Linked DNA regions of Homo sapiens: region 2 is linked to region 1. Evidence: read pairs that join two places in POLR2A ChIA-PET (ENCODE). Cell type or tissue: A673. All regions are shown on one strand. Links, peaks and the distances in the headings refer to the core of each region. The heading gives the core; the rest is flanking DNA.

Region 1 (9,163 bases), core at 2,001-7,000:
ACAAACCTACCTTTTTTTTTCTCTCTAGTCCCAAGACTGGAGCTAAAGCTAAATATTAATGTTCTTTAACGGGGAGTCAGTCAATAAAGTAAAATAAATGAAAAACTCATAAAAGGCAACAGAAAAATGTTATTTGGAAATCTGCAGGTAAATAAATACCAGAAGAAACAATAGTTTAAAAGCTGTGTTTAAGGGCTGGGCGTGGTAGCTCACACCTGTGATCCCAGCACTTTGGGAGGCCAAGGTGGGCGGCTCACAAGGTCAAGAGTTCAAGACCAGTCTGGCCAATATGGTGAAACCCCATATCTACTAAAACTACAAAAAAATTACCTGGGAGTGGTGGCGCATGCCTGTAATCCCAGCTACTCAGGAGGCTGAGGTAGGAAAATTGCTTGAACTCGGGAGGCGGAGGTTGCAGTGAGCCAAGATCACGCCACTGCACTCTAGCCTAGGCGACAGAAAGAGACTCTGTCACAAAAACAAAACACAAAAAACAAAAAAAAACAAACAGTTGTGTTTGCCTCCTGGGAACTGACCTCAGATTAAGGGTTAGAACAAGTCACTCTAAGCCATGGAGCAGTATTCTAACCTAAATTTAATATTTATTAGGAAAATATTTTTTTGAGACAGAGTTTTGCTCTTATCACCCAGGCTGGACTGCAATGGCACAATCTCAGTTCACTGCAACCTCCACCTCCTGGGTTCAAGCAATTCTCCTGCCTCAGCTTCCCAAGTAGCTGAGATTACAGGCATGCACCACCACGCTCAGCTAATTTTTGTATTTTTAGTAGAGATGGGGTTTCACCATGTTGGCCAGGCTGGTCTCGAACTCCTGACCTCAAGTGATCCACCTGCCTCGGCCTCTCAAAGTGCTGAGATTACAGGTGTGAGCCCGGCCCTAAAATATTAATAAATATTAGTAAGTGTGGTATAATATATACTTGGTCTTTGTCCCCATGTTGCCAGTTCCTGTCATAGAGCCCCTAGAACCGGAATTTCCTGAGTGATAGGAGTATGTTTTGTTATTTATAATGAGCCCTTATATAATAAGCTCCATGACGGATACTTAGGGTGGGATCCCTAAGTAACCTCGGGATGGCGCCAGTCACTGGAAGGGTCAAAATGACTAGAGGATTAGAGAGTTGGAACTTTTAGCTCTACCCACTGACCTAAGGGAAAGGGGAGGGAGATGTAGGCTGGAGATCCTGGAGATCAAACTCTACAAAGACTTTTTTCTTCCTTTCCTTTTTCTCCCCAGCCCCCTCTATTAAGACCCTTCAACAAGATTTAATGAGCTTCCAGTTGCTGAACTGTGGAAGTGCTGGAAGGGTGGTATGCCCAGAAAGGACATGGAAGCTCTGCACCACCCCACCTCAAACCTCGCCCTAGCCATCTCTTCATCTGGTGTTCATCCATATCCTTTGTAATATCCTTTATAATAAACATAAAGTGTTTCCCCAAGTTCTGTGAATTGTCCTAGCAAGTTAATCAAACCCAAGGAAGAGGTCACAGCAACAAGTTTGTAGCCAGTCAGTTACAAGTATGAGTGGCCTACACTTTTGACTGGCATCTGAAGTGAGGGCAGTCTTGTAGGACTGAGCCCTCAATCTTTGGGATCTGACACTATCTACAGGTAGACAGCACCAGAATTGAATTGAATTGAATTAGAGGAAATCACTGCAGAATTAATTGTTTGGTTGGTGTGTGGGGAAACCCTCCCCACCCCTGCCTCTACTCATCTGGTCACAGAAGCGGTGCTGTGACTGTGTGACAGCAAAGTACAAAGGAAAAAAGTTTGTTTTTTTCCTTTCAGAATAAGAATAACATAGAAGCATCTACACAGCAAGAAACGAATAGGCTTAGGAGTCAGAATCTTGGTTCTAATCACAGTCCTAACACTAATTTATTAACTCAGGGCAAGTTACTTAACTCACGGAGTCTGTTTCTTTATCTAGAAATGGAAGTGAAAGCACTTAAATCATAAGATAGTCATGAGAATTGAATGAGATAAAAGAGACACACTGAGTACCATACTACTCTATACCATTGTATTATTAACAATTACTGTTCTAATTTTGCCCGTAAAGTTCAGGAGAATGAAAATCATCTGTTTAACCCTGCTTTGTGACAGTCATTATCAACTTAATTACACATATTTGTTCACTAATCTCCCTTTGCTGAACTCATACAAAGAATCTATAGCCTTTACTAGCTAAATCCAGCAATATCGCAGGCTGGACACTGTGGCTCACACCTGAAATCCCAGAACTTTGGGAGGCCGAGGCTGTAGAATTGCTTGAGCCCAAGAGTTCAAGACCAGCCTGGACAACAGAGCAAGACCCTATCTCTTTAAAAAATAAATCAACAACAACAACAAAAACAAAAACAAAAACAAGGTTGAAAATTGGGGCCAGTAAGAAAAAAAAGTAAAAAGCAGTAACTCATAAACATTTTTGTGTTGTTTTCAAGTTGTTTGACCTATGTAAGTCATCTGCCTCTCTGTATTCCATTTCTCCTTATCCCCTCAACTCCACTCACACATTAAATAATACAAGAAAACTACCGATGGATATATATCTTCCCCAGTTATACTTACTGTCTTATAACTGTGTCCATCCAAGAAGAATTTGCTTCGGGAACTTTTAAACATGCCAAAGCTGAAGCTTTTATGATGAAGTCATTGACAGAAATTTTGCTTCTCCCTTCTAATATCTGGAAAGACAAGAAGAACTGTAGTTTCTTCTTTTTTAATTTTAATTTTAATTTTAAGTTTCAGGGTGCATGTGCAGAATGTCCAGGTTTATTATATAGGTAAACATGTGCCATGGTGGTTTGCTGCACCTGTCAACCCATCACCCAGGTATTAGGCCTCACATGCATCAGCTATTTTTCCTAATGCTTTCCCTCCCCGGACAACTGTAGTTTCTAAATTCTCTCACCAAAGAGTAAAACTGTATAATCGTGAGAAAAGGAGGAAGAGAAAGAGAATATACAAATATCCTGAGGTGGAAAGAAAGAAATGAAACCAAACATTGGTTCTTTCATCTTTTTAAATGCGGACTCTTACAGCTGTTTCCTGCTAAGCACTGCTTTAGCATAATCCCATAAGTTACAGTATGTTATGTCATCATTTTCATTCATCTCAACAATAACAAAATTTGGTTCTTTGAAAAGATCAATCAAATGACAACCACAATGATAAATGTTTAGTTAGACTGACCAAGAAGAGGAGAGAAGACTAGAATTTCTAAAATTAGGAGTGAAATAGGGGACATTACTATCTACCTTACAGAAGTAAAAAGAATTATAGGGAATACTATGAACAACCATACAGACACAAGCTACCAAAACTGAACCAAGGAGAAACAAAAACTCTGAATAGACCTATAACTAACAAAGAGATTGAACTGGTAATTTAAAAACTACCCATGTAGAAAAGCTTAGACCCAAATGGCTTCGTCAGTATTCTACCAAATATTAAAGAAGAATTAATATCAATTCCTCACAAATTCTTTCAAAGAAAAATCAAAGAAGAGCAAGAAACACTTCCCCACACATTCTGTAAGGCCGGGATTAGCCTGATACCAAAACCAAAGACGACATTAGAAGAAAAAAAAAAAAAAGTACACACTAATATCTTATGAATATAGATGTAAAAATCTTCAACAAAACGCTAGCAAATAAAATCCAGCAATATATAAAAAGGATCATTCACCATGATCAAATCTGATTTATCCCAAGAATGCAAATTTCCATTAACATCTGAAAATCCATTAATGTAATAATGTCCTAACAGAATACAGGACAAAAAACACATAATCATCTCAACAGACACAGAAAGAGCATTTGATAAAATTCAATACCCCTTTTCATGATCAAAACACTCTTACTAACTGGGAACAGGAGGGAACTTGCTCAACCTGATCTATGGAAACCTCACAACTATTTAATGACCAAAGACTTATTCTCCCAAAGATCGAGAACAAGACAAGATGTTCACTTCTGCTACACCTATTCAACATTGCCTAGAGGCGCCAGCCAGAGCAATTAGGCAAGAAAGGAAATAAAAGGCATACAGGTCAAAATGAAAAAAGTAAAATTATCTCTATTTGCAGATAACATTATCTTGTTTACAGAAAAACCTAAGAAATACACTAAAAAACTGTAAGAACTAATAAATGACTTCAGCAAGTTTGCAGGATACAAGGTCAATATAGATCCCATTTCAGCAGGTATATGAAAAAAAAGATCAATATAGAAAAATGAATTGTTATCTCAATTGATTGCTCAGAGTCCATTATAAATCTAACTTCTTTTCTACTCTTCCGCCCTTCTCACTAGTATACCTGACTAGTCTTAAAAAAAAAAAAAAATCAATCATACCTTTATATAGTAGCAATGAACAATCTGAAAATGAAATCTAGAAAACAATTCCACTTAGAGTAGTATCAAAAAGAATAAAATACCTAGAAATAAGTTTAACAAATGCAAATTTAGAGTGCAAAACTTACACTCTGAAAAACTATAAAAAAACTGTTGAAAGAGACTGAAGAACACCTAACTAATACAGGGGCATCTACATGTTCATGGATGAAAAGACTATATTCTTCGGATGGCAACACTTGCCAAACTGATCAGCAGATACATCCAATCAATCCTTATCAAAATGTCAACTGGCTTCAATGCAGAAATTTACAAGCTAATCCTAAAATTCACTTAGAATTGCAAGGGACTCAGACAAAACAATCTTGATTCTGGCTAACACGGTGAAACCCCGTCTCTACTAAAAATACAAAAAATTAGCCGGGCATGGTGGTGGGCGTCTGTAGTCCCAGCTACTTGGGAGGCTGAGGCAGGAGAATGGCATGAACCCGGGAGGCAGAGCTGGCAGTGAGCCAAGATCACGCCACTGCACTCTAGCCTGGGTGACAGAGCAAGACTCTGTCTTTAAAAAAAAAAAAAAAAAAAAAAAAAAATCTTGAGAAAAAAGAACAAAGATGACTCACGTTTCCTGATTTTACAACTTATTACAAAGCTAAAGTAATCAAGACTGTGGTACTGACATTAAGGGTATACAGAGATTAATGGAATGGAATTAAGAACCTGGAAATAGGCCAGGCATGGGGGCTCATGGCTGTAATTCCAGCACTTTGGGAGGCCAAGGTGGGTGGATCATTTGAGGTCAAGAGTTCGAGACCAGCCTGGCCAACATGGTGAAATCCTGTCCCTACTAAAAATACAAAAATTAGCCATGCCTGGTGGCTCATACCTGTAATCCCAGCTACTCGGGAGGCTGAGGGACGAGAATTGCTTGAACCTGGAAGGTGGAGGTTGCAGTAAGCCAAGATCACGCCACTGCACCCCAGTCTGGGCAACAGAGTGAGACTCAGTCTCAAAAATTGGCACATGACAAGGATGCTCTCTCTCACCACTCCTATTCAGCATAGTATTGGAAGTTCTGGCCAGGGCAATCAGGCAAGAGAAAGAAATAAAGAGTATTCAAATAGAAAAAGAGGAAGTCAAATTGTCTGTTTGTAGATGACATGATTGTATAGTTAGAAAACCCCATCATCTCAGTCCAAAATCTCCTTAAGCTGATAAGCAACTTCAGTGAAGTCTCAGGATACAAAATCAATGTGCAAAAATCACAAGCATTCCTACACGCCAATAACAGACAAACAGAGAGCCAAATTGTGAGTGAATTCCTATTCACAATTGCTATAAAAAGAATAGAATACCTAGGAATACAACTTACAAGGGATGTGAAGGACCTCTTCAAGGAGAACTACAAACCACTGCTCAAGGAAATAAGAGAGGACACAAAAACAAATGGAAAAGCATTCCATGCTCATGCATAGGAAGAATCAATATCGTGAAAATGGACATACTGCCCAAAGTAATTTATAAATTCAATGCTATCTTCATCAAGCAACCATTGACTTTCTTCACAGAATTAGAAAAAAACTACTTTAAATTTCATATGGAACCAAAAAAGGGCCCGTATAGCCAAGACAATCCTAAGCAAAAAGAACAAAGCTGGAGGCATCATGCTACCTGACTTCAAACTATACTATAAGGCTACAGTAACCAAAACAGCATGGTACTGGTACCAAAACAGATATATAGACCAATGGAACAGAACAGAAGCCTCAGACATAATGCCACACATTTACAACCATCTGATTTTTGACAAACCTGACAACAACAAGCAATGGGGAAAGGATTCCCTATTTAATCAATGATGTTGGGAAAACTGGCTAGCCATATGTAGAAAACTGAAACTGGACTCCTTCCTTACACCTTATACAAAAAATAACTGAAGATGGATTAAAGACTTAAACGTAAGACCTAAAACCATAAAAACCCTAGAAGAAAACCTAGGCAATACCATTCAGGACACAGGCATGGGCAAAGACTTCATGACTAAAACAACAAAAGCAATGGCAACAAAAGCCAAAATAGACAAATGGGGTCGAATTAAACTAAAGAGCTTCTGCACAGCAAAAGAAACTATCATCAGAGTGAACAGGCAACCTACAGAATGGGAGAAAATTTTTGAAATCTATCCATCTAACAAAGGGCTAATATCCAGAATCTATAAGGAACTTAAACAAATTTACAAGAAAAAAACAAATGACCCCATCAAAAAGTGGGCAAAGGATATGAACAGACACTTCTCAAAAGAAGACATTTATGTGGCCAACAAACATGAAAAAAAGCTCATCATCACTGGTCATTAAAGAAATGCAAATCAAAACCACAGTGAGTTACCATCTCACGCCAGTTACAATGGCGATCACTAAAAAGTCAGGAAACAACAGATGCTGGAATGTGGAGAAATAGGAACGCTTTTACACTGTTGGTAGGAGTGTAAATTAGTTCAACCCATTGTGGAAGACAGTGTGGCGGTTCCTCAAGGATCTAGAACCAGAAATACCATTTGACCCAGAAATCCCATTACTGGGTATAGACCCAAAGGATTATAAACCATTCTACTATAAAGACACATGCACACATATGTTTACTGCAGCACTGTTCCCAATAGCAAAGACTTGGAACCAAGCCAAATGCCCATCAATGATAGACTGGATAAAGAAAATGTGGCACATACACACCATGGAATACTATGCAGCCATAAAAAAAAGGATGAGTTTGTGTCCTTTGCAGGGACATGGATGAAGCTGGAAACCATCATTCTCAGCAAACTAACACAGGAACAGAAAACCAAACACCGCATGTTCTCACTTGTAAGTGGGAGTTGAACAATGAGAACACATGGACACAGGGAGGGAAACATCACACACCAGGACCTGTAGGGGGGTGGGGGGCTAAGGGGAGGGATAGCATTAGGAGAAATACCTAATGTAGATGATGGGTTGGTGGGTGCAGCAAACCACCATGGCACGTGTATACCTATGTAACAAACCTGCACGTTCTGCACATGTATCCCAGAACTTAAAGTATAATAAAACAAAACAAAACAAAAAATAACAAGATCTACAAAAAAAAAAAAATCTGGAAATAAAATTCTCACATATATGATTAATTTTGACAAGGATACCAAGACAATTCGATGGGGAAAGATGGTGCTGGGATGAAAGAATAAATGTCCACATGCAAAACAATGGTTGGATTCCTATCTCACACCACCTATAAAAAATTAACTCAAAATAGAGCAAAGACCTGAATATAAGAACTAAAAGTATAAAACTGTTACAAGGAAACAAAAGTATAAATCTTCATGACCTTAGACTAGGTAATAGTTTCTTAGATATAATACCAAAAGCACAGAAGAAAAAAATTGATAAAAGTGGACATAACCAATATTTAAAATCTTGTGCTTCAAAGGACAAGATCAAGAAAGTAACCACCAACTGATATATTGTAACAAAATATATGGACAAAAATATAAATGTTTGGTGGGGAAAGACAAAATTTTTATAACTTAGAAAGTTGGAATTTTCAGAACTTTTACCTTATTAAGTTCTTTCCGTACCAACAAAACTTCTCCCATATTTACATCGATAGAAAGGTAATAATGAGGTATGGTTTGCTTTGATTGCATTAATCGCTGTGCAATAACCTGAAACCAAAGAGATTTAAAAAATCAATTATCTTGAGTTAAGACCTTAACTAATTTAGGGCTCTGTTTGTCTCTTCACCTTACTCTCTGCTAATACTTACCTCAAGCATTATTATAATTGAAAGATGGAGGACTCCGCCATAATATAACACCTCCTAGATTTTTTTTTTTTTTTGAGATGGAGTCTCGCTATGTTGCCCAGGCTGGAGTGCGGTGGTGCGATCTCGGCTCACCACAACCTCCATTTCCCAAGTTCAAGCAATTCTCCTGCCTCAGCGTCCCGAGTACTTGGGACTACAGGCATGTGCCACCATGCCCGGCTAATTTTTGTATCTTTAGTAGAGACGGGGTGTTTCACTATGTTGGCCAGGCTGGTCTCGAAGTCTGGACCTTGTGATCTGCCCGCTTTGGCCTCCCAAAGTGCTGGGATTACAGGCATGAGCTACTGCGCCTGGCCCTTCTAATAGGAACAAAGTGATTCAAGTATTCAGTTGGCCAAAACTTCCCTTAAAGTAATCATCCAATATTCCCAACTTAAAAAGCCTCTGTTAATGTGTTAAAAACTATGGAAGCAACTAAACAACCTAAAGATGCCCCTAACAGCTGATTCCAGATGATGGTAATTCTCTTACCCGACGAATGTTGCTGATTGGGATATCTGTGAAGACACCTGTAGGAACTGGTGCCATTCCAGGACCTGTGGGAGGCACAACAGCTGCCGGAGCCTATGGGAGGAAAGAAAAAGCTCTTAGTAACTGTGATTCAATCTTAGCGTAAGTACCTGGGAAAGACTGCCAGTGACTATGCAGTTTTTTTTTTTTGTCTTTTGAGACAGAGTCTTGCTCTGTCACCCAGGCTAGAATGCAGTGGCTCAATCATGGTTCACTGCAGCCTCAACCTCCTGGGCTCAAGCAATCCTCCCATCTCAGCCCCTAGAGTAGCTGGGACTACAGGTGCACGCCAACATGCCCAGCTAATTTTTTTGGATTTCTAGTAGAGACGGAAATTAGCCACGTTGCCCTGGCTGGTCTCAAATGCCTGGGCTCAAGTGATCCACCCACCTTGGCTTCCCAAAGTGCT
Region 2 (9,163 bases), core at 2,884-7,883, 50 kb before region 1:
CGCACCACCATGCCCGGCTAATTTTTGTATTTTTAACAGAGACGGGGTTTCATCATATTGGCCAGGCTGGTCTTGAACACCTGACCTCGTGATCTGCCCACTTTGGCCTTCCAAAGTGCTGGGATTACAGGGGTGAGCCACCGCGCCCACCCTGACTTATGCATATATTTAAGCCAATTTTCTTTGACAATTTTCTTAATTTCCTAACTTAAGACCTAAATGAAGAATGATTGAATTATTAAGAGGCCTTTTACATCTAAACTTTCTTTGGAGTGACCCGGATGGCCATAATGTTTTATTATCTCATGAAAGGAGAGATACTAAATATAATTAGACATGTTTGGTAGTTTACTTATTTAGATTAACTAAAACACTGTATGAGTTCACTTAATAACTCACAGCTCTGCCCATAGGATACAAATGTTCAACAGGCATTTTCTTTCTTAAATAATAACCTCTCAAAATCATCTCGAACTTGGGCATTTCCTAACTATGCTAAAGCCTTCTCATTGTTTGTACATGAAAGACTGGTTGTCAGCTGGGTGCGGTGGCTCATGCCTGTAATCCTAGCACTTTGGGAGGCCAAGGTGGGTGAATCACCTGAGGTCAGGAGTTTGAGACCAGCCTGACCAACATGGTGAAACCCCGTCTCTACTAAAAATACAAAAATTAGCCAGGTGTGGTGGCGCACACCTGTAATCCCAGCTACTCAGGAGGCCAAGGCAGGAGAATTGCTTAAACCCGAAAGGTGGGGGTTGCAGTGAGCCAAAATAGTGCTATTGCACTCCAGCGTAGACAAGAGCAAAACTCCATCTCAAAAAAAAAAAAAAAAAGACAGACTGGTTGTTTTAGTGATGTTTACTCAAAACTAGGGACTCATTACAAGCTCATTACCTTCTATATTATTTGTCTGCTTCCTTTTTAGCTGTTAAATACTGCTCCAATCTAAATCTAGCTGCCCTATTTCCCCTTCCTGATGAAGAGGAATCTCAATATTGTCCAATATTTAAAATCTAAGCATGCCCAGTCTTGATTTGACTGATGTTCTCCTGTACAACCCTGATATATTGCCTTTTGATTATGACTCATAATTAAAAATGAATCAAGGTATACTTTGCACCAAATATGCTATAACTTTGAAATATTCCATTTTGGAATACTTTATAAGCAACAGCTTAGACAGCTAAACTGATAGCTCTATTAAGAACACGCCATCACGCTAAAGGATTAAGAGTTAACATCCATATTGTCTACAGATGAACTTTCAGGATTGCTTGTGATTTCAGCACATTGTGCAAACAAAGGGGTTTCCTAACTTCCTCAGACAACTGAATCAAAAATGGAAAAGAAACTAATGACTTACTAAAGATACTCCAACACCCAAAGCAAATTTCAGTCATTAAGAATAAAGTGCATGCTAAAGGTCATGCTTTAAAGCCTGCTACCTTGGCCGGGCACGGTGGCTCACACCTATAATCCCAGCACTTTAGGAAGCTGAGGCGGGTGGATCACGAGGTCAGGAGATCGAGACCATCCTGGCCAACATAGTGAAACCCCGTCTCTACTAAAACACAAAAAATTAGCAGGGCATGGTAGTGGGTGCCTGTAATCCCAGCTACTCAAGAGGCTGAGGCAGGGGAATTGCTTGAACCCAGGAGGCAGAGATTGCAGTGAGCCAAGATCGTGCCACTGCACTCCAGCCTGGTGACAAAGCAAGACTCCGTCTCAAAAAAAAAAAAAAAAAGGCCGCCACCTTATACAAACAGCCCTTTCTAGCTTTACCAGCGTTGGTATTATAACAATAGTTGTTCAATCTGATTTCTGTATATAAGAGGGATTAAAATACAACACTCTGCCCTCATTGGGGGTAGAAGGGTGGATAAGAGGAAGGACATTGGTTTTGTCAAGACTGTTTCATACTGCTTGGTTTCTCCCAAACTACCTCCAGCTCAATAATTTTCATGCTGCAAAAATAATAATATAATAATAGCTCAATTGACAGGGACAAACTGGCTCAAACTTTATAAAGTACTAGTCAAAAAAGTCTTACCTAAGAGGCTTACTCATTTTATTTATCATATCAATGCATTAATTTATTAATCATATCAATGTATTGTTCATTTTAATTATAATAATCCAGAACAAATATACAAAGAAACACCAACATTAAAGACCATTTGAGGCTGGGTGCAGTGGCTCACGCCTGTAATCCTTTGGGAGGCCAAGGCAGGCGGATCACTTGAGGCAAGGAGTTCAAGACCAGCCTGGCCTACATGGTGAAACCCTGTCTCTAATAAAAATACAAAAATTAGCCAGGCGTGGTGGCGGGTGCCTGTAATCCCAGCTACTCGGGAGGCTGAGGCAGGAGAATCTCTTGAACCCAGAGGCAGAGGTTCCAGTGAGCTGAGATTGCACCACTGCACTCCAGCCTGGGTGAAAGAGCAAGACTCCATCTCAAAAAAAAAAAAAAAAACTTTTTAATAATAGTTTATAACATTTCTGGTAGACTACAGCTTTCCCTTATTATTTTTTTTTTGGTTTTTTTGTTGTTGTTGTTGTTTTTTGAGACAGAGTCTTGCTCTGTAGCCCAGGCTGGAGTGCAGTGGCACATCTCGGCTTACTGCAACCTCCACCTCCCATGTTCAAGCAATTCTCCTGCCTCAGTCTCTCGAGTAGCTGGGACTATAGGCTCATGCCACCATACCCGGCTAATTTTTGTATTTTTAGTAGAGACAGGATTTCACCATATTGGCCAGGCTGGTCTCGAACTCCTGACCTCATAATACGCCCGCCTCAGCCTCCCAAAGTGATGGGATTACAGGTATGAGCCACCGCGCCCAGCCTCCCTTAGTTTTACGTTTTTAAGTTTTATACATAGGCCTGATGATATTGCAATTTACTTCTTAAAATCTTCATAAGCTTTCATATTAAACTATTATAGAAACACTCTATGAGGCTGGGCTTGACACATCCCGTAACAGATTTCATCCTTGGTATGTAGTAATCTTGTATTTTTTCAAAAATGAATCTCATATACATAGTCTTATGCCCAATTTACAAACTCTGTTTCTCAAAAGAATACCAATAGATACATTGTGTCTCCCATCATCACCAGCATAATCTACAACTGAAAGACTAGTTTTTTATTTATATTTATATTATATTATATTATTATTTATTGAGACTGAGTCTCACTCTGTTGCCCAGGCTGGAGTGCAGTGACATGATTTTGGCGTACTGCAGCCTCCGCCTCCCGGGTTCAAGCAATTCTCCTGCTTCAGCCTCTTGAGTAGCTGGGACTACAGGCATAAGCCACCATGGCAGGCTAATATTTGTATTTTTAGTAGAGACGGGGTTTCACCATGTTGGCCAGGCTGGTCTCAAACTCCTGACCTCAGGTGATCCACCTGCCTCAGCCTCCCAAAGTGCTGGGATTACAGGCGTGAGTCACTGTGCCAGGCCCTATATTTATATGTTTGAGACAGGGTCTCACTCTGTCACCCAAGCTGGAGTGCAGTGGCGCAATCTCAGCTCACTGCAACCTCCACTTCCTGGGTTCAAGCAATTCTCCCGCGTCAATCTCCCAAGTAGCTAGGACTATACAGGCGCATGCCACCACACCCGGCTAATTTTTGTATATTTTGGTAGAGACAGGGTTTCACCATGTTGGCCAGGCTGGTCTCGAATTCCTGACCTCAGGCGATCCGCCTGCCTCGGCCTCCCAAAGTGCTGGGATTACAGGCATGAGCCACTGCACCTGGCCTGGAAGACTAGTTTAGAAACAGTCACTGATGAAAGTTAGAGTTAGAACCACATTGGAAATGACCATTTGGGTATTTTAATCTCATAGACACCGTTCTGAAGCTCCAGGCCCATAGTCATGGATACATGCTTCACAGTGGTGCTTAGGTCTCAGAAACTGAACATTCAGCCCCACTGGGAATTGACCCTGACACTCATTATCAGGTGTCCAGAGGAGAAAACTCTCCTAAGTAGACATCTACTTTTTAAGATTCTATGAATTGAGACGATAACATCAAGTATATACCACTCTCTCCAAAAGCTTTCTGATCCCTGAGCAGAAAGCTGACTTATATTTAGACTTATATCTCATCTTATGTTTATAATGTGTATCTGAAAATTCCAGGGTCTGAATTCTTTGTGGGTATGGTTCTGTTTATTTGTGCTGACTCTTGCTCAGGACATTCCAGTACTGTGATTTTTGCTGACAGTTCACGTTCACTGGAACTTTATGGGGATTTTTGAAGCTTGTGTTGGGGTAACCCTTCTCTCTCTGGTGAGGATTTGTGCTGACTACCATGCCCTACAAACCTAGGTCAAAGTTAAATTTGCCCCATGTAACCTTTTTAGATATGCAGGTAACTTGAACTCGGACTCCAAACTGGCATGAGGACTGGCTCTTAGCCACACATTCTCAGAAGAGACTCTTTCCTCCAACCTGAGCCAAGGCAAGATACACACATTGCTCTGCTCTCTGCTTTTTCAGATAAATATCAGTTTTTCTTTTGGGGGGGATGGAGTTTCACTCTTGTTGCCCAGGGTGGAGTGTAATGGTGTGATCTCAGCTCACCGCAACCTCTGCCTCCCGGGTTCAAGCAATTCTCCTGCCTCAGCCTCCCGAGTAGCTGGGATTACAGGCACCCACCACCACGCCCGGCCCTTTTTTTTTTTTTTTTTTTTGTATTTTTAGTAGAGACAGGGTTTCTCTCTGTTGGTCAGGATGGTCTCGAACTCCCAACCTCAGATGATCCACCCGCCTCGGCCTCCCAGAGTGCTGGGATTACAGGTGTGAGCAAATATCATTTTTTCTAATTCACCCTTTCTCTGAGGGCAAAACTCTTTATGGTTCTTGGTTTAGGGGAATCTTCATTCTAACTCCCTGGTTTGAGCCCTAAGCTTTTCTCCTGGCCTATGTGCCACCTTCTTAAAACTAGAATCCGGCCAGACATGGTGGCGCAAGCATATAATGCAAGCACTTTGGGAGGCAAAGGCAGGTGGATTACTTGAGCTCAGGAGTTTGAGACCAGCCTGGGCAACACAGTGAGACCTCATCTCTACTAAAAATCAAAAAAATTAGCTAGGCATGGTGGCACAAGTCTGTAATCCCAGCTACTTTCAGAAGGCTGAGGTGGGAGGATCACTTGAGCACAGGAGATCAAGGCTGCAGTGAGTTTGATCACGCCACTGCACTCCAACCTGGACAACAGAGCGTGATTCTGACTCAAAAAAATATAATAATGGCTAGGCGTGGTGGCTCATGCCTGTAATCCTAGCACTTTGGGAGGCCGAGGCAGGCGGATCATGAGGTCAGGAGATCAAGACCATCCTGGCTGACACGGTGAAACCCCGTCTCTACTAAAAATATGAAAACAAAATTAGCCGGGCATGGTGGCAGGCGCCTGTAGTCCCAGCTACTCCAGAGGCTGAGGTGGGAGAATGGTGTGAACCTGGCAGGCGGAGCTTGCAGTGAGCCAAGATCGCACCACTGCACTCCAGCCTGGGTGACAGAGCGAGACTCTGTCTCAAAAATATATATATAATAATAATAATAAGAAGAAGAAGACTAGAACTCTGGGCCACCTGGGCTTAGTAGATACTCTTAGGGGCAACTGATACCCTAAGCACTTGCTTACCTCCCTAGCTGCAGACTTACTTTGGTCTGGCTCCAGAAGATTTCTTTTTGCAAACTAAATAATATGTTTTGGCCGGGTGCAGTGGTCTGTAATCCCAGCACTTTGGGAGGCCGAGGTGGGTGGATCACCTGAGGTCAGGAGTTTTGAGACCAGCCTGGCCAACATAGCTGAAACCCCATCTCTACTAAAAATACAAAAATTAGCCAGGTGTGGTTGTGGGCACCTGTAATCCCAGCTACTCAGGAGGTTGAGGCAGGAGAACCGCTTGAACCCAGGAAGCGGAGGTTGCAGTGAGCCGAGATCATGCCATTGCACTCCAGCCTGGGCAACAAGAGTGAAACTCCGTCCCAAATAAATAAATGAAATATTTTTAAAGGTGTTCTTGTTTAACATTCTAACAGGCTTCATATCAAAGTAAATACTTTCTAAAATTGAGTCTGCCATATTGCCAAAAAATAGAAGTCTACAAATTCTATCTCTTCCTAGCCGTCTCACAAATCCAAAACTTCAGTAGTTACTGATTCCAGTACCATATCTAATTTTCCTTCAACATTTTTCTTTAATGACACTACCTCCCATCCACCTATTTACAACAAAAAATTGAGCAAAGCTCCTTCCTCCCTCAAGCGTTCACATCTTAGTATAACTCTCATTGATTCTAAGTTCTAAATATTTCTTAAATTTGTTCTCTCCTTCATTCTAGCTACAATTGCCTTCACAATTCATTATTTCTTTTCTGGGTCACTAAAATAATCTGTTTCCATGCTTACCTCCCACAAATCCATTCTTTACATAGCTGTCAGCAAAACCTATTTAAAATAAAAATTGGATCATGCCGTTTGCATAATTAAGTCTTCAGTAACTCCATATTGCTGTCAAGATAAAGTCGCAGGCCAGGCACAGTGGCTCACGCCTGAAATCCCAGCCCTTTGGGAGGCGGAGGTGGGTGAATCACTTGAGGCCAGGAGTTTGAGACCAGCCTGGGCAACAGAGCAAGACCCCATCTCTACAAAAAATACAAAAATTAGCCAGGGATGGTGGCATGTGCCTGTAGTCCCAGCTACTCAAGAGGCTGAGGTGGGAGGATGTCTTGAGTATGGGAGGCAGAGGTTGCAGTGAGCCAAGATCGCGCCACTACATTCCAGCCTGGGCCACAGAGTCAGACTCTGTCTCAAAAAAAAAAAAAAAAAGATAAAGTTTCAATTACTTATCGTGGCATATAAGGTCCTCTACAATCAGTCCCTCCCTGTGCTGGGTCATACCAAACTACATATCATCTTTTGCTTGATCTGCCATCCTCCAGTCAACCCTACACCTCATCCCAGCTTCCCCAGCCACTGTCAGCTCCTTATCTTTCAAAACCCAGGTTACAAATCTTCTCTTCCAGGAAACTTGCAGGCAAATCCTTACTGCACCCTTTGTTACATCACAGCGCATGACGTGCTTCACCATCACTGCACTTACTACACCGTATTGCAGTCATTCTTCTGTTGCCCCAATTAGACTATGAATTCCCTTCAAAGGCAGGTAAAATTTTATCGTTATCCACAGTACCTGGCACAGTGCTGATTACATGAGGTACTTAGTATCTATCAAATGAATGAATTAATGTTTTTGACTTCTACAATACCTTTTGAGATTGACTCCTACTTCCACTGCTACTCTCAAAGTTCAGGCCCTTTATTCTGTCTCTATCCCCTCACATGTCCTTCTACCTCTAGCTTATTAACCCACCTAATGGTACCCAAATTATTTCTAAAGCACAGTTCTGATCATGTCCTGCTTACCGTCAGAAACTACTATTGCTGTTAGCCCTTGGATTTTTTTTTTTTTTAAAGAGACAAGATTTCACTCTGTCACCTAAGCTGGAGTGCGGTGGTATGATCATAGCTCATTGTAACCTCAAACTCCTGGGCTCAAACAATTCTCCCACCTCGGCCTCCCAAGTAGCTAGAACTACAGGCACATGCCACTGCCAGTGATGCCCGGCTAATCTTTTTTTTGTTTTATTGTATTTTTGTAGAGACAGGGTCTTGCTATGTTGCCCACGCTGGTTTTAAACTCCTGGCCTCAAGCAATCCTACTGCCTCAGCCTCCCAAAGTGCTGGGATTACAGGCATGAGCCACAGCACCCTTCCGGAATCTTGCCTCATTTTCCAGCAGCTCACAGCAACCTACTGACTTCCCAAAGACAGCTCAGCTCCATCCTAATGACCAAACCAGCAGGGACATGGGGCAGGCAGTGCCCAACCAGCCTCCACTCCAACTTCGTTCACCATCTAATGAAGCTTATTAGCACTAGACAGCCTTGTATATCTAGGATCTGATGGTACTAGAGATAGCTATGGATTCCCATATTATCCAGAGTCACTGCCATCCCCATTTTGACTTTATGGAAGACTCCATTTCATCACTCCACTCTACAGCAGCAGTATACTGAGAGCTAGGGAAGGGAAGGAATGACACTACAAGGTGGGGAGGGGATCGTCTATAGAGAATTTTAAAACAATAAAATTGACTTTTAGTCCATTTGTTTTTTATCATCATCAAGCATCAGCAATTCTAAACAATGTCAGAATATTGTTTATATATTCTCTCCCACCAGGGTGGACTGGTCCCACCACCACTATCTGTTGGTGTGCCACTGCTATTCAGGCATCACCCTCTTTTGAAACCTTTTACCCACCCCAAAACAGAATTAATCACCTCTTCCTAAACCCTAATGCACACTTGAGTCTCTACAAGACCACAGGCACATCAAGGAGAGCATGTCTTTAACCCCTAGTACACATTCATAAACACATACTCTTCCTTTGCCTCAGCTTCCCAGTAAGGTCCTTGGTGAGTAAAATGTGCTTAGTCCCAGTTACTCTATATTGATAGAAGACAGCATCATGCCTTACACTCAACTCTTAGACCAGACTAAATACACATAGAACATAATATGAATTCCAAAGGCTGGTATTCACAGAACACCATAATCTGGACATAGTTCTTATTCCTAAATACTAAACCTTATACTCTGTTTATACCAAATTACTTATACACTTGGTATTTTTCTGCCTATTACAAGTCCTTTTTGTTTTCCAGTACTTTGTGTCTGATTTACCTAACTGCTAAGCCCCAGAAGAAAATTTAAACACTCAATTTTGGCTGGGCGGGGTGGCTCATGCCTGTAATCCCAGCACTCTGGGAGGCCAAGATGGGTGGATCACGAGGTCAGCAGTTCGAGACCATCCTTGCTAACACGGTGAAACCCCATGTCCACTGAAAATACAAAATATTAGCTGGGCGTGGTGGTGGGTGCCTGTAATCCCAGTTACTCGGGGGGCTGAGGCAGGAGAATGACATGAACCTGGGAGGCGGAGCTTGCAGTGCTCCGAGATCACGCCACTGCACTCCAACCTGGGTGACAGAGTGCGACTCCGTCTCAAAAAAAAAAAAAAACCCAATTTTGTTTTCATGCTGTGGATGCAATGGACACCTAATTCTAATGAATAAAACTACTG

What was found. ChIA-PET counts read pairs that join two places held together with the same protein. Peaks named below come from ENCODE experiments on the same cell type or tissue, not always from the same donor. Only the 100,000 strongest peaks of a DNase experiment are listed, where the experiment ranks them.
Region 2: POLR2A ChIA-PET joins it to region 1 with 5 read pairs; 9 of 35 experiments call an interaction of 5 or more read pairs at or near these places.

The regions. Positions count from the first base shown.
Region 1 is chr11:112,044,783-112,053,945 of GRCh38, reverse strand. DLAT (dihydrolipoamide S-acetyltransferase) reads right to left here. Exons shown (of 14, transcript NM_001931.5): 9 at 8,716-8,808; 10 at 7,976-8,083; 11 at 2,597-2,712. It also overlaps a transcript of PIH1D2 not described here. Among named protein-coding and RNA genes, the nearest start is that of DLAT, 24 kb to the right of the region's middle. In A673, for the core only: no CTCF peak of the experiment used is centred there; DNase peaks (open chromatin) are centred at 3,065 and 5,055; H3K27ac peaks cover 752 bases.
Region 2 is chr11:112,095,807-112,104,969 of GRCh38, reverse strand. No RefSeq gene overlaps it. Among named protein-coding and RNA genes, the nearest start is that of SDHD, 14 kb to the right of the region's middle. RefSeq lists a silencer at 4,991-5,199. In A673, for the core only: no CTCF peak of the experiment used is centred there; no DNase peak of the experiment used is centred there.